2 separate regions of the Mus musculus genome follow, and region 1 is linked to region 2. A link is a loop called in an ENCODE intact Hi-C map of the cell type or tissue named here. Cell type or tissue: left cerebral cortex. All regions are shown on one strand. Each heading gives the region's core, and the rest is flanking DNA. Links, peaks and the distances in the headings are about the cores only.

Region 1 (10,281 bases), core at 868-8,867, 56 kb after region 2:
ATGCAGAACCCTCAGCTACCTCTCTAGCACCATGTCTGCCTGTATGCTACCATGTTTCCCACCATGATAATGGACTAAATCTCTGAACTGTGAGCCAGACCTGACTAAATGTCCTCTATATTAGTTGCTGTGGTCATAGTGTTCTCTCACAGCAATAGAACCCTAAGGTGGTAGGGGTTATTGGTACAGACTTTTAACACAAATCTAGTCTGTGTACCTCTTATCACATGGGCAGCCTCCACCTGGATCCAATACATAGTGATGTGTTAGAATAGCCGCTTGAGTCTGAACACAGCACACCAGGCCAAAGCAGTTCCATGTGTTAAGAGGTTTATTGGGAGAGAGAGGGGGAAGGTGTCGGTGGAAAGAGAAGAGATTGTGTGTGTGTGTGTGTGTGTGTGTGTGTGTGTGTGTGAGAGAGAGAGAGAGAGAAGCATTCCTCATATATATGGATGATGATGTGCTCACAGGTAAAGGTGGGAGGTGAGTTCAATGGATTCTGGGAATATGGTGAATATGGTGGTCCTTATCTTGGCAACAGGTGTGTAGTCGAGCTGATGCCTATGGGATGTCACAGGTTTTGGAGGTCCTGATGACAACACATAGGCTCTGAATTAGTATAGTAAGTCTCATGGCTTCATCCTTACCTGCTACCTAGTCTCTAAACACAGTGAGGTCATATGACAACTATAAGCAGGGTGCTTGGTGACACTTCCCAGAGAAAAATTCAAAGCTCTATAGTGGCTCAAACAGTTTTACAGAACAACTGTATTACAAATATTATTTTCTAAAATGTGTGTGTGTACTCATGTGCCACAAGGTACATGTGACAATTTGTGGGAGTTATTTTTCTCTTCTATCAAATGAGTACTGGGAATGGAATTCTGGCCATTAGGCCTAGCAACAAATACCTTTACCTATTTGAAACATCTCACTGGCCAAATTAATTATTTTTAATTGGTGTATGTTCATTGTATGTCATTATGGATATCATAAAGGCATTTTTTCAAGTAAATTTTTATCACTTGCATTTCCACGCACTCTTCCTTTCTCCTTTCTCTCTGGATAATCCTCTTTGTTTCCCCAGCCTTGCTGCTACTTACATGTCATATCTTGCTGAGTTTGGCATGGACTTGAGTATGACATGGTTTCCTGCCCCTGGAACAGAACTAGTGGGGTGTGGGTCTTCACAAGTGTTGATGACTGCTATGGTTGTAAGGCTCGTTTGTATAAAATTGTACATATTTTTCACATTCCTTTTTTTTGAGGAATGTTCTGCCAAAGTTAATGACTCTATGATAGCTAGAGACAGCTTGAGTTCAGGAGGTGAGGGAGTGTCAGAACACTGTGACCTTCAGGATAACCCTTAAGGCTCTGGGAAAGAATGCTGAAAACACGAGTTTGAAAATTTATAATTTCTTAACTATGCAAAATATAAGGATACAATATGAATTGTATAAGGAGCTTCACAGATCTAAAGGAACAGAGGCAGCTGCCCTATGAGCCAGACTGTCAGAAACATACTAAGGAAGGAGATAGAGATTTAGAGAGTGGTGATCGCAAGGCAAGATCCCACACAGCTAAATTTTTTGCTTATGCTTATGAGTTCAAGGTCAGCCTCAGACAAAGCTAATTTAGGTCCAGGTATAGTCAGAATGGTAATTTCAGAGAAGGGTCCCACCCAGCTATCTTATTATCTTGCGGTCCCTATCTAAGAATCAAGGGGCTGGGGTCAGGTGGTGTTGATTCAAGATATAATCAAAAGGGAACCTGTGATAATGACTGAATTGATGTTTAAATAAAAAAGAGACTTTGTCTGCAAGAGATGAGCTATCCAGAGAGTTTTTTTTTGTTTTTTTTGTTTTTTTTAATATCAAGAGAAAGCTGTCTCAAGCAGAGCAGAATATAGAATACAATCTGAAAAGCTAAAGCAGAACACACACACACACACACACACACACACACACACTATAGAGACAAGAGAGGGGGCCGGGAAGGAGAGGGAGGGGGAGGGGGAGGGGGAGGGAGAACGCTAGTGAGCAATCTGGAAAGCCAAAGCTGTTTTGAGCAGAACACAGGATGTCAGTCTGGACTCACACTTTGACTTTGAGTCATTTGCTTTGCAGCTCTCAAATACCCCTTCTCTCAGAACCCCTCTCCAAGCCGAGGCTGGTCCTTGGCAATGTAAGTATATGACATATACATATGTAATATTTTAGGTATAAATATAAAACCCATGGTCTGCAAATGAGTACAAAACATGCCACATCTGTCTTTGTCTTATAAGAGGGATGTGGGGAAAGGGTGGTTCAGTAGCAGAAGTGATGGGATGTCTAACTCCAGCTTGCTTGAGACTTCTTTTTACTGGGTGCTGGAATCACTAGGGGTCACAGGAAGAGCAAGCTCTAAGGCACAGGCCTTCTCCCAACACTGTCATCATTTTGATTTTCCCACTGGCTGGAGCGAGTTACACAATCAGGGCCAGATTCAGGGTAAGTGGTTCTCACTGGAAGATAAGCAAAGCCAGAGAACAGAGATGTGGGCCAATGTGCTGAAGAGGTCAGCATAGGAACTTTGGGAAGGTCATGAAACAATCACCCCTCCAGGAGAGGCTAATTAGCATTTTTCAGACCACAGGGTGGAACCAAACCGAGGGTGGGGACACATTCAGCAGGACTGACCATTGCTCACCTTCAGACAAGGGAAGACCTTGTCACCTCATTCCCTAAAGACCAATCAGTTTAAAGGGTGCACTGTTCTGCCAATCATATTGTGCCTAGTTGCTGATGCTCTGTTCTGCCCCTGGAAACCATATAAAAAGTCGCTGAACTAGTGCTGGGGGTCGTCACCTCTCCTTCGGGTCTGGGACGATCCCAGTGCACTGGAACAATAAATTCCGATTGCGCCAGGTGTGGTGGCGCATGCCTTTGGTCCCAGCACTCAGGAGGCAGAGGCAGGCGGATTTCTGAGTTCGAGGCCAGCCTGGTCTACAGAGTGAGTTCCAGGACATCCAAGGCTACACAGAGAAACCCTGTCTCGAAAAACAAACAAACAAAATAAATAAATAAATTCCACGTGGTTCACTCAGGGGGTCCTCGGTAAGCTAAGGCTCCCTGGAGTCTTACAGTGCTTGGCAGGGGAGTGGTGTCCATTTTTGAAGTTGGTTATCTTGGCTAAGTTTAAAAGTGCCAAAGAAAATGAAACAAATAAAACTGAATGAAAGCTGGGTAAGCTTCCATGAATAGCCCTGCAACAGAAATGTAAGGGTTTAAATGGTTGCAGTATTCAATTGGAAAGATGTGAAATACTTTCTGGAATATCTGCCCCAGAGCTACACACCTCAAAAGCTGATGTGTTTATCCTTTGATTTGGACAGATTAGCCCAGGAATCATCCAGATCAGTTCAGGTGGGTATTTAACCTAGCTCCCAGAACGCGGTTGTCCAGGAAAAAGGTCTTTTTCCTTGTTCTTTAGGGCTGAGACATTTAAAGACACGTCAAAGGCAAACTGGTTTGAATTCAGACACGTTGTTGCTGACTGATGAGCCTGCTGTATCGGGAACACACGCTGGGAGCAAGACTCAGGTTCCCCAGGCTCTTCTACCAAATGAACCCAGAATCAAAATTGCAAATAATCCTTTTAATTCCAGCTGTTTTGGCCCAGGCCTTTAATCATGACTCCCCGGAAGCAGAGGCAGTCGGATCTCTTGAGTTTCAGGACAACCAGGACTGCATAGAGAACCCTGTCTAGAAAATCCAAATCAACCAACCAAATACTCCTTTAAATTCCAATTTTAAAACAAAAATTGCATAATGAAGGGAAATGGCTGTGTTGGCATACTTAGTCGTGCCTCATATCAAGGGCGTTGTTTAAGGCCTACAGAGGATCATTAACCATCAGAGCCCATCTTCAGACCTGGGGGCCCTAGGCTATCTCAGTTCTCCAGGACAGCGGCTCTCCTATCTCCGCAGAGGCAGAAGGACTTCAGAGTGCTAAGCTGCAACGGCTTTCCCGCTTTGCACTTGCTTGGGAGAGAAATTTTCCGTAGTAGGCCCTAGGTCTTTAAGGTTGGTCGAGCCCAGTGCTAAACTCAGATTCTGAGAACAAGGGTGGAGCAAGGCGTGATCCAAAAGCCCCGGGGTGATCCAAAAGCTTCAATAAACAAGTGAGGGCGGGTGCACCTGTGCCCGGATCTCCAAATCCCGTTCGCACCAGGGCTTCCGCCTCTAGACCTCATCCCCTGCCTGGAGCTTCGGCCCGCCCTTACTCTGGGCAATGACTAACAAGGCTGGACCACAACACTTCAGGCCCAGCTCCGAGATTTATGTCCTGCTGCAGCACGCGTCAGAAGGCCACTTCAGTCCAGGACCCTAAAAACCCCGCCCCCGTTCCTCCAGTCTCTCTCCAAGGCGCCTAGCGACCTTCGGCCCAGCGCCCCACGCGCAGAGGCGCTCTTCTCTGACGTACGGCGCTCTCAGAGTGACGCACAAGTCCCGCCCCGACCTCAAGCCCCGCCCAGGCTGTGGCCATTCCCCGCCTCTTGTATCTTGAACCGCTTCTCCCTGAGCTCAGGCGGCGTTTTCCGATCCTGCTGCGGTCTAGGTGGCGTTTCTGTCCGGCCACGAGAGACTGTATAGCCCCGCCGCCCGCGGGCAATGGTGCGGCGGAGCGCGCAGACGCGGGCGGCCCTGCGGTGGGTATGAAAGGAGGATGGAAGGGCAGGACGAGGTGTCGGCGCGGGAGCAGCACTTCCACAGCCAAGTGCGAGAGTCCACGGTGCGTGGTCGGGCGGTTCCCTGGTGCTGCGCCGCGCGTTGGACCCAGGAGCGCAGCGTAGACCAGCACGGTCCCATAGTTTCTTCCCGGACCCTTCACGCATGTTGGCCTTCCAGCACCCCACTGGGTCTGCTGCAGACTGACTCCGACGCCCCGCATCACTTGAGACCCGTTCACCTGCTCCCCATCTTCTCACCTCTGTCACCTCCTGCTCTGTCACCCTACTGCTCTCTCCTCTTGTAGGTCTCCCTCGCGCCACCAGCGTTCTCTCCCCTCCTTTCTGTCCTCTCCTTACCTATGTTCCCTCCCCTTCATTCTAACTTCCTATCTTTCTCCTGTCACCTTTATACCCACCCACCACCCCGTACCTATGTCTTCCTTCCGCTGCGTCACCTGTGCTCCTCCCTTTCCCTGAGCTCCCTCCTATCATTTCTGCCCGCTTCCAGTCACCTGTGCCCACCTCTGGTCACCTGAGTTCGGCTCTCCTCCCAACACTTGTAGCCCGTCATCATCGGACCTCCTCAGTCACCTACACTTAACCTGCGTCCATTTCTCCTATACTCTCCCTATGCGTCCATTCAACTCATCTGCACCTTTATCATCTGCTTCACCATCTTCACCTGAGTTTATCCCGCATCTCCTGCTAACTGAGGGTATAGGGTGATGGGTGGCTGCCTCTTTTCTTCTAGCCGGGCGTGGTACCTGGTATCTGGGCTGAGCTTGCTGTGGCTCAGCTGTAAGTACAGACACCTGGCTTCCCAAGCTTCCAGCCCTGCAGTGGCTCTGGCCTCCCACCCGCATCTCCCTATACTCACACCCTCTCTAAACCCCTCTATCCAGGACAGAGTTAAAAACTTCCCGAGGAGTGTAGACAAGTCTTTCGTAGGAAGGGCGAGAGCAGGAACCTACAGTGCTGTCAAACAACTGCTCTGGAAAGGATGGACCCCTTTCATCCTGCTGTTTCTAGCAGGTCAGGAAGCCAGCTTGGCTCCCTAAGGTCTCTTTTGATGAGTGCCTTTCAGGATGCCCTACACTATTGTAAAAGAATTAGTTTGTGTCCCCATAACTCTGCAAAGTATGTTCAAGTTACATATTTGCATTCACCTCTCTTCTAGTTCACGTTCCCCTCTCAGTCACACCCTTGGTTTGAGGGAAACATTCTGGTTCAGTTTGTGCAGTTACTGATTTTGAAAACTGAGAACTGGCTTGCCGAGTCATACTGAAGTAAGAGGAGATGCATTAAATCTGAGTTGATAGAGTTTAGTACAATGTAGTTGGTTAATTTTTATTTTTATTACTTCTTTGATTATTTCATACAATGTATTTTGAGCACATTCATCCCTCCCCAGCCCCTCCCGGACCTCTCTCCACATTCCCAACTTCATGACTTTTTTTTTTTTAAACCATTTGAATCAAATTTGTGCTGCCTTTCCATGCTTGGGTGTGTGGGCATTTATCGGAGGTTATGGTTGACCTATGAGTAGCGCACTTTAAAAAAAAAACTGACTCTTTTTTAGCAGCTGTCAGTTGTCAATAACTCCTCAGATAGGGGTGGGTCTTCATGTTTACTTCTTTCTTCATACTGAGATTTTTGACTGACTTGGGCTTGCCCAGGTTTTGTATGCATTGTTAAAAACCACCCTCAGTTCATTTGTATAGCTGCCATAACTGGAAACCCTGTCATAACTGGAAAACACTGGTTCTATATGGACATCCACTGCTTCTGGCTCTTACAATCGTTTTGCCCCCTCTTCCACAATTGTTTTAAATCTCAGGAAGAGGGGAATGATACAGAATTCCTATTTAGGGCTGAGCATTCATTCTGTAGCCTCATATTCTTTGTACCTTGGCCATTTTGGGTCTCTACACAGAAAGCATCTCTGATGAAGGTGAAAAGATGCACTAATCTCTGGGTTTAACAATAAGTCATTAGGAGTTAGTTTAATATGGTTTTCAGTTAGCAATATAGTAGTAGGTATAGATATAGGTTCTGTCCTAGGGTCTATGACTCTTTACACACAGAGTCTTGTCTCCAATTACAGTGCCAGGTATGAGGTTCATTTTGTGGAGTGGACCTTAAAGCCAATCAGAAAGTATTTGGCTACTCCCACAAATTATGCTATTAGGAAGGAATCTATAATTTTAAGTATGCCCTAGATACATTTTCTACAAAACATACTTGACTAATCATGGTTTCAGATGCAGAAATAGAATTTTGCTACCTTGCCAGAGACCCAGGCTTTCTCAACAGTTGTAACTTTTATCTTCTCTAAGTGTAACTGCTGCTCTGGTTTCTAAGGCTATAGGTTAATTTTGTTTTATTTTAAAAATTCTTTTATATGTATGAGTGTTTGTTTGTACTTATATCTGTATATCATGTATGTGCATGATGCCCATGGAGTCCAGAAGAGGGCATCAGATCTTTGGAACTGGAGTTAACAAATAGTTGTGAATTGTCATGTGGCTACTGGGAACTGAATCTGGGTCCTCTACCATTGAACTACAATGTCAGCCCAGAGAAGTGGCAGGTTTACTCATTCCTCTGTGCCTGGTGCATCTGGCGGTGGACTTCTGCTAGTTTCTGAAAGTTTTCTCAGGGTGGGTCTGCTCTGACACACTCAGGAATCTGAAATATGTATGACTGCTATGGTAATACAAGTGTATCCTTTTTAAGTTCTGAGAGCTGTTTTTGGGAAATCCTAGTGAGCACAAGTAGATCTCTCACAATTCTTGGAAATGGGCTGGAATACCTGTATTACTCCTTGTTTTTAGCATATTTAAGGTGGATGTCTAATTATTTCAACAACATACATTATCTTCCTCATTGTATTGTCCTTGTGCTTTGTGAAAGATCAGTTAGCTGTATTATATGGTTATAATTCTAGCATTCCTATTCTGTTCCATTGGTCAGTACTTCATTGATTATTATTATTTTTATTTTTGATTTTTCGAGACAGGGTTTCTCTGTATAGCCCTGGCTGTCCTGGAACTCACTTTGTAGACCAGGCTGGCCTCGAACTCAGAAATCCACCTGCCTCTGCCTCCCAAGTGCTGGGATCAAAGGCGTGCACCACCACCGCCTGGCTACTTCATTGATTATTTAAGCTTTATTTTTACTTTACAAGAGCCCTTTGATTATATTCTTTCTCTTCAGATTGTGCTGATTATTCTGGGTTTTGATTCTCTGCATAGACTTTAGAATCAGCTTGTTTATATCTACAAAGTAACTTGCTTGGGTTTTGGTTGAGATTGCATTCAGTTTGTAGATCAAATAGGGAGAACTTGCATCTCCCTGTTCATGAACATGGGCTATCTCCCATTTATTAAAGTTATTTTTAGATGTTTTCATCAGAGTTTTATGGTTTTCTTATGTATATTTTAAATATGTTTTGTTAGATTTCTGCATACTCTGTTAACATTACATTTTTTGGCATGCTAGTGTAAATGATGTGTGTTTTATATTCCAGTTTCACTTGTTCCTGGGCTGGTAGCACACACTTTTTAAAGTAATTAATTAATTCACATCTCGATCAATTGAAGCTGCTTCTCCCTCCTTTCCTCCCAGGCCCTCCCTCTCCCTGCCCACCTCTCCTCCCTCCATCACCACCCCTCCATCTTCTCCGAGAAAGGGAGGCCTCCTATTGATATTAACTTGCCTTGGCAAATCAAATCTAGGACTAGGCACATCTTCTATTGAGCCTAGACAAGGCATCCCAGTTAGGGTAAAGGGATCCAGAGGCAGACAGTAGAGTCAAAGAGAGCCCCTGCTCTAGTCTTTAGGGATCCCATAGGAAGACTAAGCTTCATATCTGCTGCATATGTGTAGGAGGCATAGGTATGCCCCTTACATCCTCTTTGGATGGTGGTTCAGTCTCTGTGACCCCTCCTATGGGCCCAGGTTAGTTGATTCTGTAGGTTTTCTTGTATTTTCTTTGACTCCTCTGGCTCCCTCAGTCCTATCTCCCACTCCTCCATAAGATGCCCTGAGCTCTGCCTAATGTTTGACTGTGGGTCTCTGCATCTGTTTCCATCAGCTTTTGGATGAAGCCTCTCAGGGGACAGTTACACTAGGTTCCCGTTTGCACGTGTCAGTAATGGTGGGGTCTCAAGTTGGGCCAGCCGTAGGTTGACCTTTTCTGCAATGCCTGCTCCATCTTTATCACTGACATCTTGTAGGTGGGACGAATTGTGGTTCGAGGGTTTTGTGGCTGAATTGGTATTCCATTCCTCCATTGGAAGTCTTGCCTGGCTAGGTGTTCGGTTCAGATTGGTGTCACATACTTTTATTCCCAGAATCTCCATAGGTAGAGACAGGCAGGTCTATGTCATTTTAGGGCTACTCTGGTCTATATGATGAGCTTCATGTCAGTCAGGGCTAAGGGCAGTATAGTGATACTCTGTCTCAAAACAAAAAGCATGCAAACAACAACAAAACCCTGACATAAAAACTGAGACCAAGCTAAAACAAAAATTTCACTTGTCCATTGCTGGCATATAGGAAAAGTGATTGACTTCAGTATTTTAATCTTGTGACCTTCACTCTTGATATAATTATATATAAGTTCTAGGTCTTTCTGTGTATTCATTCATTTTTTTTAAATTAGATAATACAACCATCTGTGTATAAAGGCAGTTTTACTTGTTAATTTCAATCCTTTTTCTTGTTTTCTTGCATTAAATAGGATTCTTAGAACTGCGTTGAAGAATGAGAAAGGGTGCCTTTGCCTTGTTGTAGGTCTTAGAGAAGCTTTGCTTTTCTCATTTCCTTCCTTTCTTTCTTTCTTTCTTTCTTTCTTTCTTTCTTTCCTTTCTTTCCTTTCTTTCCTTTCTTTCCTTTCTTTCCTTTCTTTCCTTTCTTTCCTTTCTTTCCTTTCTTTCCTTTCTTTCTTTCTTTCCCTCTGCTTGCTCTGGTTGGCCCGACTCAGACCGGCTGCCTCCAGTCAACTCCACTCGCTTAGTCTCTGCTTGCTCTGGCCCAAAGATTTCTTTGGGCCAGAGCATAAGTACACTGTACTTATACATAATACAGATACTTATACATAATACACTGTACTTATACATAATACAGATACATAAGTACACTGTAGCTGACTTCAGATGCACCAGAAGAGGGTGTCAGATCTCATTAGAGGTGGTAGTGAGCCACCATGTGGTTGCTGGGATTTGAACTCAGGACCTTCAGAAGAACAGTTAGTGCTCTTACCCGCTGAGCCATCTCACTAGCCCCTGCCTTTCTCATTATTAAGTATGTTAGTTTTTGATGCTTTGTAGATAGGTATTCTTTAGCTGCTGAGGAAGGCCTCTAATCTTAGGTTGTTTTAAAATTCACATTTTTTCTTATGTATTTGGCTTAGGTTTACTTTTTCATTCATGATGAATTAATGTCACCTAGCTAAAGTAGTGTTTTATTTATATTTCTAAATAAAGTTGATACATTTAGAAATGATGTATTTATTTAAATATTTATTAATTTTATGTATATGAGTGTTTTGGCTCTATGCTTTT
Region 2 (10,281 bases), core at 1,397-9,396:
ATGGTAAAGAGGTTGTCCAGTTCTTTCCCCTCACCTCCATCTCTATAGATAGCATCAAACTTCTTTACCACAGCTTCAAGGAAGCAAGCACCAACCTGAAGGAGATGGAACAAACATCATGTCACTCTGGGACCCTGCCTTAAAAACGGCAACATGAATACAGGTGGGAAAAAATCTGACAGGGGTGCTGGTAACTAACAATGCAGGCTTCACATATAGATGAGAAGATTCTATATAACAAGCAGTACTGAGTGCTTGACTCAGCAGACAAATCTTTTCTGTAAAGATATTTTCATTTCTTTAGAATTAACAACAAAGTGGTTTTTAGCCAGTCGTTACTGTGACTCCCTGGAAAATTTTCTTTAAAAAATGTGCTAGTGAGATAGCTTGGCATAGAGGAGCTTGCTTCCAACCTGACAACTTGAGTTTAATGTCAGAATCTGTGTGAAGATGATAACCAGGGAACAGCACCAGGCCAAGAACTAGCAGAGGCCTGGTGAAGTTGAACAAGGCCACTATGGCAGTCCTCTTGCTGTTTTGGAACATTCAATTTATAACTCCTACATGTGTTTTGGGGAAGCAGGAGGCCAAGGTTTGAATCTGTGGTGGTTCTGAACAAAAGCAGTGAATCCTGAAAGCAGAAATTATAGTGACTGACCCTCCTGCTGGTAGCATTATCTTGCGACTATTTCCTTTTGCAGGACATCCAGCTGGGAGATGAGTGAGGCAACTGTGATAGATGGGGGAAGAAAGGCTGCTTACATAATGATCTGGGACAGACTGGCAGGGACTATCAATGGGTATGATTCCCAGCATTTGGCCTGGGACTCTAGGAACTAGACAAGGGTAAGGTGTTGGCAGCTGTTCAAAACCTGGTTTAGTGTCAGTAGATACTAGATACTAGAGTTACTGTAAAATTCAGATTAGGTTGACACATAGACAAAGGAGGGCTGATGAGATCCAGTCAGCTCAAAGTATAATGGGCAAGTCCACACAGGATTGTTAAGACTGTAAAACAACGAAGCTAAAGAATCAAGAAAGACACAGCACACTGGCAATGGTAATACTGATTTCTGAAAGCTAAACTAAAGACTGAGGCTTGATTCCTAGTTCAGGTTTTCTCATTTTAGAAAAACCTAAGCATGCCCTCACAGAGCAGTACATCATCTCATGCTCATATACAGTGTTAACAAAGACAGGATTCTTCAGAGAGCAAGAAACACTCAGACACTAATTCAGGTATGTTTTCAGCACACAAATAGGTCCAATTATGCAACAGGCCAAAATTTAAATTCTATTATCTCTTTAAAGTTAAGCACATTAATATAATTTAGAAATATGAACAATTATCATGTTGTTAGTACTGATTCTATGTGACTTTCAGCACAAATCTGCAAAGGCCTGAATGTTAAATGCTTGAGGGGAGACACACAGTAGCTGAGGACATTTTTTTTTCCTTCCATAAGTTCTTGGGAGTTTTTTCTCAGCACAGTTTAATGGAAACCAGCATCCTGAAAGCATAGCATATCTGGCACAAGCTTCAGTGAATGCCATTAGCTAAAGTACTATAATGACTTCCCCTTGAACAAGTCATCTCATTGTTCTTCATGCTATTAGCAAAGGTTTAAATGGGAAGCAGGACCAATAATTTCAGGTTTTCAAATCAAGTAAATTCCTGATGTGCTGTGGTGGTTAAATCTACGACTTTTAAAATAATTCACTGAAATGCTGTTCGCACTAAAACCACTTTGATTAAGTCTGCTGAACTGTCCCAGTGTGGTATAGGATGGGGGAAGCACCATAGCAGCCACAGAACAGTGTCAATTACTGTGATTATGGGGCACAAGGAAAGCTGTCCAGGGCATCCATTATGCTTTGTAATGGCAAGAAAATGGACTCAGACATTCACATGTAAAAATAAGTATAGCCCTTGGTGGAGAGATGATCATAGAAGCACAATTCCTAAGGTAGCCAGGGTAGTCTTGCACAGCAGGGCTTTTGAGGTAGTTGGGCCACTGTCCTCTGTCCTTAGCTTCTCAAGTCTTTTACTTCTCAAACTCACTGACTCCAGACTGGAATATTATTCCAGATGACATAGTCAGGATATGGAGAAAAGGTGTAGTTGTACCTCTATTCCGACCGTGTGGTGGAGGATGCTGACTAAGAAGACATGCTCCATCATCAGTCTGCTGGGCATGGCTGAGGCAGTGACACAGGCATCCATGAGGGCAGTGGTCAGGGTATCGTTCATGTCCTTCCTGCTGTGGGCCATGTACAGCTCCTCTAGCTGCCCACTTATAGAAGCCATGTTTGGCTCACTCAACCTGCAGTGGAATATGAGCAAAGTGTTACCAATGCATATACTATTTTATGTGTATTTCTGGTTCAGAAACCACTCCGAAACCTGGTGCATACTGCTCAGATAACACTCTAAATCCTGAAATAATGTCAGTTATCTTTTATACAATAATTGAAAAAATGATTTTAGCAGAGCACAGTCACTAAAGCATATCCTGGGATCCTCCCTTAGTCTGTACATATGCCCACAGGTAGTCTGATCTAACATCCCCTAGAGTCAGTAATCACTCCTAGGTGGTAAGTTAAGAAAAAACCATGGACTTGTTTCATCTCTTAGATGACACAAACACACTCAGTTTCTAAATTCATTGTGTACCAGTGCTTAAACCTGAACCTGCTGTCAAAACAACAGGTAATGGTAAAGTTACAGGATATTATGGGCTTTAATGAAAAAGAAATAAAAGCACACAGGAGAGAAAAGGAGATGTGACAGAACAGCCATGCATCTTTTTTGTTTGTTTGTTTGTTTTTTCAAGACAGGGTTTCTCTGTATAGCCCTGGCTGTCCTGGAACTCACTCTGTAGACCAGGCTGGCCTTGAACTCAGAAATCCGTCTGCCTCCGCCTCCCAAGTGCTGGGATTAAAGGTGTGCGCCACCACGCCCAGCTCATGCATCTTGATATCAGTAGCAGTCACCTAAATCTTCAAACAACAAAACTGCACAGAATCGGTCTCAGTCTCTCTCTTCCTTCTGAGTCCTGGGATTACAGGCACGTACCACCACCTCTAGTTTATGTGGTCTGGCAAGCAAGGGAGGGCTTCAGGCTTTGTTCATGTTAGATGAATACTCTACCAACTTAGCCACACCACTAGCTGTCTCTGTTTTTAACTGTAATCTAGCCTGGAAGTGATCCCTCTAAGGACCTCCCTACTCTGTCTTTGTAATTCCCAGTGATCTACAATAACAAGTTAAGCCACAAAAGAACAATACATAGTTGAAATGTGACAAAATTGGGTTAGGTGCTAGAGGCCAGGACAGTGGTCATCTTTGGGGCTTGGAAGAGGCCCTGAATGAGGCTGAGTGAGGGACACAAAACAAGTGGAGAAGGTTTTAGACAAGTGATTCCAATTTATTTGTTAAGATTAGAGAGCCAACAAGGGAAGGTAAGTGACAAATTCCCACCCATGTGGCTTCCAATGAACCTTCTGATGCTTTATTCTTAAAATGGACAATTAAAAACAGACGGTGCCTCAAGGGCTGAAGACCCTGCTTACCACTAGATGAGTTCACTTCTGCAGGCTAGACCTGCAGACTTCGGCCAGGCCGCTCCTAGGACAGAGTCATGTCCTGTTCCTTTCTGCTTCTCAGAATGACCCTGTGGGTTGTTTTCAAACACGGAAAGGGCAATATCAAACAGTTGAGCATCCTACCTGTTCAAATTTAAGTCCCGTTATGTCAACCAAGAACAAGGATCCAAAACACTGTATAGTCCTAGCCTCCATCATTGGCTTTTCAGATAGTTTCTACAACTAAGTGATAGTGTGTCATATTTCTGTAAGGTTACCTGTTAATTAGGCCTTTAACATGTTTCTTGAGCCTGTCTAGCTCTTCTTTCTTGTGGACATCTATTACCTCCTCGTTCCTCAGCCGAGGAGGGATGTACTTTTCACCACTTTCAACAGAGTGACTCTCCTTGAAAACAGGAATAAAATTGTAAACAAAAATGTACAGTGGAAAATCCGGTATCTTTTGTTGTTGTTGTTGTTACTTACTCCAAACACTAACCCCATGAGAACTTGGAGCAGGGTACTGCTATTTAACGAAGTGAAGCTCTATGATTGCCTAGAATGGCCTGGGTCAGCCTGTCCCTCAGCAGGCTGTGGCTGCTACTGTGTTAGTGCAAATACTGTTCTGTACTCTGCCCCTCACTCCGTTTGGAATGACAGCCCAGAGGGCCTACAGGCTGTTCGTGACATACCTGCTGTTCTATGTCATCTTCCGAAGAGCTTCTGCTCTTTTCTACAACTTCTGCAAAACGCACTTTCTTAGTCCCTTTATTTCCCCGAGTCCCACTTTCTGCTTCTCCTCTCCTTTTCGAGTTTACATCTTCCTGATCCTCCTGCAGCACTTGCCAGTCTGGGTCCTCCTCACTTTCTTTAGAATTGCTCTCTAGGTCACTCTCCAAGACTGTCTGTCCAGTCTCCAACTTTTCTTCCTCCTCTTCCTCGCTGCTTTCGTACAGGCCGCCGCCGCTCCCACATTCCAGGGCCCCCAGGATGTAGTCCAGACCGTCGCGCGCGAAGCTGAGCGGCACCGAGCTACCATCGCCCTTCTTCTTACGCTTGTGGAGGCCGAGGCACCGTTCCAGCTTTCGGATCTCTCGGTCCTCCTCCTCGTTGGCCGCTAGAAGTGCCCGCTTCCGGGCGGTGGCGGTGGCGGGACCAGGCTTTCCAGGAGCACCTTTAGCCTTGGCCTTCGGCTGGGCCGCCGAGGCCTTGGTGTTAGTGGAGGGGGCACTGGCCTTGGCAGGGGTTGCTGTGGCCTTGGCGGGCGTCGGTCTCACCTCAGTGGGCGGTCGTCGAGTCTCCGGGCCATCGTTAAGGCCGACATTCCCCCCTTGGTCCCCTGACCCGGAGCCTACTGTCCTCTGCAGGCGCCGCGCTTTCCTCAGGTGTCGCTTCTCCTTACGAAGCTCCTTGCGGCTCTTTCGGCCGCCGGGCCGGGAGCGCGCCACAGCGCTGCGGCTCTCGCAGGCTTCGCTCTCGGAGGTAGTCCGCACGAAGTCTTCCACGGCCAGCCGCAGCCGTTTCAGGGGACCCTCCCTGCCGCCCAGACCGCGGCGGACGCCGCTACGTTTCAAGAGAGCATGTGCCATTGCTCTACACCACAACTCACAAGCCCCATGCCTATAGACGCCGTTAACTTCCGGGACGTTCCGCGGCATCACTTCCGGAAGGGGCGGGACTTCCGGAAGCGCGCTTCAATGGACTAAAAAGGACGGTGGGAGGTTTCCTCTGCTGGTAGGAGGGTACCAGGTCACAGACACTAGTAGAGTCCTTTAAAATCTGAAGCTCTTGTACTTTGTTTTGGGAAGCACTGAGAAAACCTAGGTATGGCTGTAGCATAAATTTTCACACATCCTTGCATTTTCTTGCGTGCGTGTGTACCCATGAGAAGGCAGTCAATTCTGTTTCTCTGTGTGTTTTTGGTTTTTTTTTTTTTTCTTTTTCTTTTCCTTTTCCTTTTCCTTTTCCTTTTCCTTTTCCTTTTCCTTTGAGATAGTTTCACAGTGGGTACCAAGATGGATGTCTGGCATAAAAATGGAGTTTCTTTAGCCATCACATAGAAATGGTGGCTGAACAGAGCCCGAGAGATTCAGCAAACATTGTTCCTCCACTTTCTGCTTTAGTTCTTACCTCCAGGTTCCTGCTTTGAGTTCTTGTCCTGATTTCCCTCAAAGGTGGACTTGATGTGAAAGTCTAAACTAAATAAACCTTTCTTCCTTAGTTGCTTTTTGGCCTTAGTGCTTATCACAATTACAAATGTTGTGCCCTGAGTCCACGGGAAATCCAGATGAGCTCAAGAATTGCAAAGTCCACTGCAACTCGAAAGAGTCTTTTATTGTTTAAAGTTTGAACTCAGCTCTCCTGCCTCACACTCACTACGTGAATGCTGGCAAACGACCCTGAGTCCAGAAAACACTGGGTTTATATACAGTTTAGTTTAGGAATCCCTACAGAAAAGGGGATTAGAGGGCTGTAATCATTTGGTGGATTGGTAGTGTATCGGGAAGGGGGAGTGTTAATGGGTGTCTGTTCAGGGACTAATTTTATGGCCAGTTGTAACTGTCTGTGACCTGACCTCTGTTTACCTTTTTTCCATGGTCTCCCTTGAGCTTGTTATTTCTCTAAGGTCTCAAAGACAGGCATCTGGAGTTCTGCTGCTTATCAGCAGGAGTGTTGATTTTTGGAGACACAAAGGAGGATGTCTCCTCAGAATGTCTTCATTAAGGGGAGTTTTATGGGTAGTACCATTCTAACGCCAGGGGAAGGGGAAGGAGCCCCGACTGCTGCAGGAGGACACAGCACAGAAACCAGTTGTCTGCATATTGTGCTTGCCCCAGGATAGAGGGAGGATGGGAGCTTCTGGGGGAGGGCAGGGAATGCAGAGGCAAACTGTCTGTACACAACACTGACATCTCTCTAGTATCACTAATTCGGGGGTTACAACACAGAAAGCAAGCTATTGTGATTACTTTCATTGTCAGTCTGACTGGATTTACAATAACCTGAGACACCGAGGCTCCTTTTTAGTTTGTCCATGGGGCATATCTAGCTGGTTAACAGATAGAAAAATACCCATCCCCGATGTGCTTTCATTAATTATCTCATGGGCAGGGTCCAGATGAAATGAAAGGGAAAAGGAGAAAGCCAGGGGGCACTGGAATTGCCCTTGTCTCTGCTGCCTGGGCAGTTGCAGTTGCCACATGAACATTCCATAACACATATTCCTGTTGACATCATCTGAACCACTCTTCCAGGTCTTTCTTTTCATGATGGACAGAGACCATCTGAATGATCCAAAAATAAGTGTCATCTTCATCATTATTATTCTTATGACTCTTCCTTTTCTCCTTTCCCTCTTCCCCCTTCTCATCTTTTTATTTATTTATTTAATGTACATGAGTACACTGTAGCTGTCTTCAGACACACCAGAAGAGGGCATCAGATCCATTACAGATGGTTGTGAGTCACCATGTGGTTGCTGGGATTTGAACTCAGGACCTTCAGAAGAGCAGTCAGTGCTCTTAACCTCTGAGCCATCTCTCCAGCACCAAGTGTGTTCTTCTATAACTTGCTTCTCTCAGGCATTCTGCCACAGAGACACAAAAGCAATGAATAAAAATACAGCCTGTTGAGAGACAGATAGAGGGTCTGTCTGAAGAAGGGATGTCCTGGCTAGTTTTGTGTCAACTTGACACAAGATAGAGTCAATTGAAAGGAGGGAACCTCAATTGAGAAAATGACTCCAATAAGATCCAGCTGTAGGGCATATTCTTTATTAGTGTTTGATGGGGGAGGGTCCAGTCTATTGTGGGTGCTATCATCTCTGGGCTGGTTCTATAGGAAAGTAGGCTAAGCAAGCCATGACAAACAAGCCAGTACGCAGCTCCCTTCAATGGCCTCTGCATCAGTTTCTGCCTCAAGCTCTGCTTGAGTTCCTGTCCTGACTTTCTTCAGTTGACTATGACAATATGGAAGTGTACACCAAATAAAACTCTTTCCACCGCAACTTGCTTTTGGTCATGGTATTTCATCATAGCAATAGTAACCCTAACTAACACAAAAGGCATGCGGGCCCTGTCTGCAGAACATTATGTGGAGGACTTGTCCAAAGGGAGAGTTAGATATAAGTTCCACACAGAGGAAGAGGATACTGGCTCTGTTTGGGAAAGTTAGATGGAGGACTTTTCTGTGATCAGGAGCAAAATAATGGATGCTCTGGTTCACCCACTGTGGTATGACTTAGAATTTTGTCACTGTTTTTACATCATGAGGTGTCACTTTAAACATTGTTCTTACCTTTTGTGATCAAGCTAGCTACGTAGTGCCTCATTGGCTTCTTGGAGAAGGATGATGATGGGGGGAGGAGGAGGAGGATGAAAGGAAGGAAAGTTAATGTGGAAGAGGTTATAGATTATAATGGAGGAGGCTAGAGCATTCTTCTGAAAAAAGCCAGATGTAGGACAGTTTTCAGAGAGATTTTCCTGACACTCTAAGGGATTGAAAGGATTTTCACACACAATGTGTTGGTACAGATGTAGGTTAGGTTTTTATCAGGGAGGAGTGAGGATCACTTTGCTGGAATGGAGGGAGGCAGGCACTGGGAAGGAGGACCACAAGGCCAGGGCCAGAGCACCTGCCTCTCTTGGCCACTTCCCTGTTTCATGTCTTTAGAAACTCTGTCTCTAATCTACAAAATCAATTGTCAAGTAGGATTGAAATAAAAAATGAATTCCTCTCATCCTTGAAGCTCCAGTGTGATAGGAAGGGTGCCACCATCCTCTGCTTGCCCAGTCTTAGTCTTCCAGCTTCTCCAGTTGGTGCCCCAACCCAGGCTCCTACTTAAGGCAGGTAGGTGCTCCACTAGCAGTCCTGATGTGCTTCTTTGTGATTGGCTATCTCCATGCCACAGTCTGCAGGGAGGAAAGCTAAGATTCAGTTTTGCTCTGCTTCTACAGTGCAGCCATCCTCACTCCTGGAACACAAGAGCCATTCAAGTATTTGCTGGGCAGGTGTCCTTGTAGGATGGTGGTACATGTTTTGGGTATATGCCCAGGAGTGATATAGCTGGGTCATCCGTGGATGTTTCTGGTGCAGCAGATCTCTTGTGGGTAACCTTGGACTGAATGTTCTTGATATAGAACAAGAAAAGAAAGTCCTCCCACTACATAATAATCAAAACAATTAATCTCCAGAATGAAGAAAGACTATTAAAAGCTTCAAGGGGAAAAGGTCAAATAACATACAAAGGCAGACCCTATCAGAACTGCACCTGACTTTTCAACATAGACTCTAAAAGCTAGAAGATCCTGGACCGATGAGTGGCAGCCAGTCAGTGGAGCTCGGGGGACAGCAAGGAGCTAGCTCAGGGTAACCGAGAATGCCACAGAGGACAGGCAGGGGAATGAGATCTAACATGGATGTTCCTTGTTTCGTGGACCTGGTGGAGGACAGTGGAGCAATGGAGCTGTCTTTGATTCCATTATGTCATTGGGTCCCCTTCCCCTAATGGGACTAACTGGTTTGGACTCAGTGGGAGAGGATGCACTTAAGCCTACTGTGACTGGATGTCCCAAGGTGGGGTGGTAGCTAAGGTGTGGCTTTTCTTTTTCTGGGGAGAATGGAAGTGGGTAATGGACAGAGGGATTTGTATGGGTAGGACTGGGGAGATAGGAAGGATGGAGGTCCCAATTAGGATGTAAAGTCAATTAATAATAATAATAGAAAGGAAAGGGATTATAGGCAAGGCATTCCTAAAAATAATGATTCTTTTCCCTAGAGAATTCAAAAAAGAAGGCCTCTGCCTTCTGGAGTATGCCGAAAGTGTGACAAAGGCTGACACTGGACTAATGAATGCAGATCAAGGACAGTACAGCTTCAGTAGATAAGAGAAAAGTTTCAGGAGAGACTACAAAAAAAAAGTATTTTGGCAAACTTCTATAAATGATGAGAGATCAAAGTAAAAATACAAATAAATGGCATTGAATAGAAAATTTAGTAAAAACAGGAGCATATATAACAATAATTTCACCAAAATCTTGTCATCCACATTGGCCTCTTCAGGATGTAAATATTCAGCTTCTAGATACAGAACTTTGTCTCATGTAAAACAAAGTACAAGATGGGTCCAGCCTATGGAGCCAGAGGGACAAATATGAAATATAAAGCTATATGTGGCTAATAAAGCCATGAATTTATGGGGACATAAATCTCAGAAACAAACCATAAAATAAAAATGCTTCTCAGAAAGATATAAAACATATTGTCAAGAACAGTTGCAGACCATTCAGGCTGTATGTAAGAAGAACACAACAGCTGCTGTTCTTCCAAAGTTACCAGTTAGCTTATCTTTAAAATGATTAACTGATAAACCTGTATGAGTGGATCAATGGCCTGTGAAAAAAAGTAAAATTATAGATACTAGAACAGCTGGTATAGGAACAACTAAATGCTCAATATATTGAGGAATCCACTAGCCCATTGAATTCCCATGTGTTTGTTATAAAACAGAAATGAGAAAAATAGAGCATATTAAGAGACTTAAGCACTATAAATAAGATGACTCAGCCAATGGGCTCTTTACAGCCTGGAATACCATTGCTGCCTTTATTACCTAAGTCATGGTCTTTGATAGTTATTGATTTAAAAGATTGCTTTTTCACAATCCATTTGTATGAACATTATAGTGAAGGGTTTGAT

Evidence for each region. Peaks named below come from ENCODE experiments on the same cell type or tissue, not always from the same donor. Only the 100,000 strongest peaks of a DNase experiment are listed, where the experiment ranks them.
Region 1: it touches region 2 in a loop (7-fold over the local background); 6 of 42 quality-filtered maps call a loop at or near these places.

The regions. Positions count from the first base shown.
Region 1 is chr5:29,372,622-29,382,902 of GRCm38, reverse strand. It overlaps Lmbr1 (limb region 1), which reads left to right and starts at 4,513. Exons shown (of 17, transcript NM_020295.3): 1 at 4,513-4,776. The coding sequence starts at 4,711. In left cerebral cortex, for the core only: no CTCF peak of the experiment used is centred there; DNase peaks (open chromatin) are centred at 4,506 and 5,167; H3K4me3 peaks cover 2,091 bases; H3K27ac peaks cover 1,686 bases.
Region 2 is chr5:29,429,640-29,439,920 of GRCm38, reverse strand. Nom1 (nucleolar protein with MIF4G domain 1) reads right to left here and starts at 5,254. Exons shown (of 11, transcript NM_001033457.2): 1 at 4,278-5,254; 2 at 3,864-3,991; 3 at 2,129-2,324; 4 at 1-95. The coding sequence starts at 5,243. In left cerebral cortex, for the core only: a CTCF peak has its summit at 5,305; DNase peaks (open chromatin) are centred at 4,717 and 5,245; H3K4me3 peaks cover 1,825 bases; H3K27ac peaks cover 628 bases.